2 separate regions of the Homo sapiens genome follow, and region 2 is linked to region 1. A link is a loop called in an ENCODE intact Hi-C map of the cell type or tissue named here. Cell type or tissue: heart right ventricle. All regions are shown on one strand. Region 1 overlaps IKZF2 (IKAROS family zinc finger 2). Region 2 overlaps LOC102725082 (a long non-coding RNA gene).

Region 1 (2,500 bases):
CAGAACATTTGCCTTACCTCTACACTGCCTATAGTGTAAGGTCCTTGAGAGGAAATACTGCCTTTATTCATAGTTGTAAAATCATTCTATCCTTACACATACAAAGCACCCAATATGTATTTGTTGAACCAGTGCTGCTGATTTACGTATGATATTTCTGTTTTTAAATTACGAAGACCTCACATAAATCAAATACACATGATGAATAAATATAACAATACAGATTTAGGTTTTAAACACAAATCATCAATATCAAAATAACATTAATTAAAGAACCATTAATGACAGGAAAGAATTTAGGTGCGTTATATATATCAACTGAATTAATCAAAATAGCCACTCCATGAAGTACGTAATTTTATCCTCATTTTACAAATGAGGAAACTGAAGCTTAAAATCAGTGAAGTAACACATTCAATTCATACAAATATTGAGAGTCAGAGCTGTGACTGGAACTCAGAACTGATGACCAAATTCTTGCTATTTCCCTATGATGCCAAAAGCAAAGTAGCTAGTAATAGTAAAGAAAAAAAACAGATGTCAATATGTTAAAGAATGATACCTTTGAATCAGTGTATACAATCTGATATGTTTTTTACTCCACAGTGGAATACAGGTGTAGCAGATTGCCAGTCTGAGGTAAAGAGAAAGTTGTCTGAGTAAGCCTGTTTTGGAAGAAGACCAGCTTACACTGCCAAATTTCCTGAGCGTGGATTTTATTTCATATAAGAGCAATCTACTTTGAACTGGTGTTTGGCAACCATCTGCTTAACGTAACTGTAAGAGGCTTGTGAAGCAAATTACATTGTGAAATTATCTTTTTAATAAGAGCAGTACAAAATTCTTAACCTAACTTCTGTAAGAAGTAAAATCCAGCTGAGTGGGTATGTTCCCAAAGGGACCCACAAGGATTCCCAGAGGTCACTAAGGACGCTTAAACAAGGTCAGAAGGCAAGGCTGCTGGCGGCTCAACAGAAAGAGATAAGGAAGAGAGCAGGATTTCTATCACTGGGCAACGGCAACAGAGGGAGGGAGGAGCCAAAGCAGTGCAACACACTTCAGCAGCTTTACCGGGTCTCTGAAGTGAAGCAACAGGGGAACCCAACAGGTTTCCATACCCCAGGTTCAAACATCCCTGGGTCATACACATTGACATCGAGGCTACAAAAGTTCTTTCCCTGCTGTTCTTCCATAAACACTGTACTACTGGTCTGAGTCAAATAAACAGAGTCTGCATTTGGCCCTCAGATGCAGGATTGGTCAGTTAGAAATTAATAACCAGTAAGATCTATCAAGTAGTGAGAAAGAGAAAACTTGTGGTGATTAAGGGGAATTAAAGCAATTTTTGACAGATCAGTGCCAGATACTTATTTTCCACAATGTAGCAGCAGCAGTTTGTTGTTGTTGTTGTTGTTCTTCTTCTTTACAATGCTCATACCTAGTTTTCTACTCCTAATGAATGAATGAGCATTTTAAGTAGGATTACAGAATGCATATAATTAAAGGCAAAAACATTTACAAAGCATCCTATGAAGTATTTAAATCATGGAAATACCAGATTATAACATCTATGTTTAAATGCTTACTTATATAAATGTTGGAAGCCACTTGCTAGCTCCCTGCTTCCTACTGTATGAAGTGAAGATAATATCCTCTACATTAAAACTGTGAAGACTGGAAAAGCATGCAATCACTTAAAGCAAGCAACATAGCCCTGTGGTTAAAGAGCAAGGGCTCTAGGTCCAGCACCCTGGAGTTTAAGGCCAGGTTCGTTCATTTATAAGTCACATGACCTTAGGAAACCTAAGTTTCAATTTTCTCATCTATAAAATCAAAATAATGACAACAGCTGCCTCCTAGGGTTGTCCTGAGTATTAAATAAAATTGTATAAACAATACACTTGGAACTACTTGCTTCTTATTAATATATCTATGTGAAAGCATTTCATAAGTATCAACATCAAACAAACATAAATCTGGGGTTATGTTTACTACATGGAAGTACAGGGAAGATGCAGAAGGCTTTATGAAGGAAATGGCATGTAAAATAGTACTAAAAGTTGGATATGACTTATATAAAAGAAGAACTAGATGGCACTCAAGATAGGGGCAAGCATGAAGAGAGGAAAAAGGCATGAGTACATGTTGGTTGTGAATGACACCATTTTTTCCAGAATGGATACACTCAATGGATAATATACAATAGAACATATCCTAAAACCACAGAGCATTTAAAATTGAGCAAAGTACAAGAGAATTAATGCTTGAATGGCAGTAATTTCAAAAGACAAATGCTGTTAACTTATTAATAGGACAACCAAGTATGAAGAACTCTTAAGAAATCATTCAAAATTACTCACTGAGCACCTGCTCTGTACCAGGCACCACGAAGCAGTAGTGAACAAGACAGATACATTCCCTGCTTTTATGGCACTAGTGAAAGGTATGCATATAGATATATGTGTCTGTCTTTTTATATATATAAGCAACTATGCACTGT
Region 2 (2,500 bases), 120 kb before region 1:
TCTTCCTCCTCATGTGCCATGCCGGCTGCAGCTTCTGCTCTCCTGTGGTGTTACATACCTGTCCTACATAATTGCAAATTATCTAATTGCAGATATTCTCATTGTACCAATAGTGAAAGAAAAAGGCAAAGTCACTCAGGTCTGAGAGTTATAAACCTGAACAGAAACCTTGGTAATCTCTGGGTATTAATAACCTTAATAATCTTTTATTCAGGCAACATAATATTACCTGTTATAATTCCAATAATACTATGTATAGCATCTTCTTTTAATCACTGCAAGATGAAATATTATGAATTCACAGCACCATGTAAATTCCAGTTTTGGATGGAGTTCTGTAATTGTTTAATCACAAACACACAGACCCATGAAGAAACAGTTTGTTAAGAGAGAGAGGGAGAGAGGAAGAGAGCACTTCCATTTGATCTTGAATAATGTAATAAAAATATATTTCGTATCACTTCTGTGAGAAAACAATAGCATAATTAAATATACAGTCTTAATAAACACCAAAATCTCTATTTTATGCCATTTGTAAAAATTATTTGGGATAATCAAGAGAGCTCAGATGAAAGAGTAATAGCCAGAATCGAGCATTTGCTTGTCATTCATTTAACCGGTACTCACTGAACAAATGGAAAGCACTTGAAGGAGAAGAGAGATTCCTTTCCTTTCCCTAGACTTCAACCTTTCTACTTCATAAGACTAGACCTCTAAAATGTTTATGTACCCACTTGCCTAGACAAACATTCATATAATCACACTGGTTGGTGCCAGTGTGCGTGTGCTGTTGTTGGGGATGTTGTTGATGGGGAAATGGTACAAAAGGTGGGCAGAGAGCAGAACTGTTACCTAGAGATGGAGAGAAATTGGGGCAACTCTCATTAGTTTATTCATTCATGGGTTCACTCATTGATTCATTCCATCTTTAATTTATTTCATGTAACATATTTCCTGAGAACCTACTGTGTTGCAAGCATTGAGCTAGCACAGCTATCCTCCTTTCAGATAGCTAACTAGCCAGCTGAAAATGAGTTGCTGTAATTTTACAGAGGAAATAACTCAAATAACAACTTGTAGTATTTTCAGTACTTTTAGTAGTTTGCTTCACTAACACAAAAATGTATTTTTTAAAAAAGGGAAAAAAACTGAGTGGTGCAACGAAAAGCAAAAATACTTTCCTAATTACAGATGTCCATCTGTGGGTCTATTAGTCTTAAATTACCAGTGATTAAATTCTAATTGTAGCAGAGAAACAAGCTTCTAGGCAGTTAAAAAGAAAAACAACAAAACCAAACAGTGAAACAGAGTACAATGAATACGGGTAATTTATCTATCTCTACATTTAAGCTATATCTAAGAGCGAGCCTGTCTCCTTGCACACCTTTTCTCTGCTTTCAAGAAATAAGACAGTGTTTTCAATGAAGTTATGAATCTCTTATCCAAACAGCGAGCTCGAGTATGAAATATGCATGTTAGCAAGTGATAAACACTTTGAAAGGAAATTTTGATAAATTTTCTCATTTGAAGCCAGTTCCCTTTAAGAAGCTAGACATATGTTTTATGTGTAATTACATAACAACAATTCTATAGAAAAAAATAAATCTCTTCTCCAGAGTTAACGAGATCCTTTCTTTGCAAGAAGTAGAGAGTAGAGTGCATTCCTGCTCTGCAATCCTGAATTTTGCTCAGGGGCATGTAACAGTATCTGAGCCTGCAAGGGCACCCGTCTTCCTACCAATTTCTCAGCCCATTACTAGAGTACCTTAGGCATCAGCTGAGGTGCCTTGTCTTTTTCAACTCAGTGGAATGGACTTGAGCCTTATCCCACACGTGGTGGTAACCCCATATTCCTCATTCTTACCATAAATTCTAACAGGGAAGGGGAAGGTGAGGATGGTATGTGCTTTTCCTGGCCAATTCTGACTCTGAATTGCTTCTTCTAAGGTTACGTTATTAATTGTGATGCCTTCCCACAAGAGCTGTGTCTGTACTGTGCCACATAACCCCTGAAGCTGAATAAAGAACTTTCTCCTTGATTCCCCCAGCCCTCCAAAAACATCAGGTGAGTGTGTAGCACTTTCTATTAAAGGTCTGGGGATAACAAGGTAATTTATACAGTTATCCCACTGGTGCTGCTGCTTCAGAGCTTTCCTCAAATTTCTATTCCTTTCACTTTATTAGACAGAAGAGTTATGCTCTCCACCCTTGCATAACCACAGACACATCAACAGGCTGGTGTAAACAAGGGGCTATCTAGTATTGCTCTTTCCCTGTAGTGGTACTAGAGAGAGCCACTGAAATCCAGGTCTTTGCTTTAGTCAGCCCCAATTAGACTCTCCAGAGAAGGGAATGGTATTGATTGACTTCTCTTGATATGAGTTTGTCACTCCCCATATAAAGCAAAGTAGCTATAGTTCCTTTGGGTTTAAAATAACCATTTGATTTATTTCCATTATACTAAATGGCCTTCAGTATTACAGATTTTGTTTTGCCTGCC

The links. Peaks named below come from ENCODE experiments on the same cell type or tissue, not always from the same donor. Only the 100,000 strongest peaks of a DNase experiment are listed, where the experiment ranks them.
Region 2: a loop joins it to region 1, with 2.2 times the contacts of the local background. A loop is called at or near these places in 1 of 110 quality-filtered maps.

Annotation. Positions count from the first base shown.
Region 1 is chr2:213,065,303-213,067,802 of GRCh38, forward strand. The region is part of intron 4 of IKZF2 (IKAROS family zinc finger 2); the gene reads right to left. Among named protein-coding and RNA genes, the nearest start is that of IKZF2, 85 kb to the right of the region's middle. In heart right ventricle, no CTCF peak of the experiment used is centred here; a DNase peak (open chromatin) is centred at 994; H3K4me3 peaks cover 725 bases; H3K27ac peaks cover 655 bases.
Region 2 is chr2:212,944,012-212,946,511 of GRCh38, forward strand. All of the region lies in intron 2 of LOC102725082 (a long non-coding RNA gene), which reads right to left. It overlaps LOC107985980 (a long non-coding RNA gene), which reads left to right. Exons shown (of 5, transcript XR_007088067.1): 3 at 1,948-2,065. Among named protein-coding and RNA genes, the nearest start is that of MIR4776-2, 19 kb to the left of the region's middle. In heart right ventricle, no CTCF peak of the experiment used is centred here; no DNase peak of the experiment used is centred here.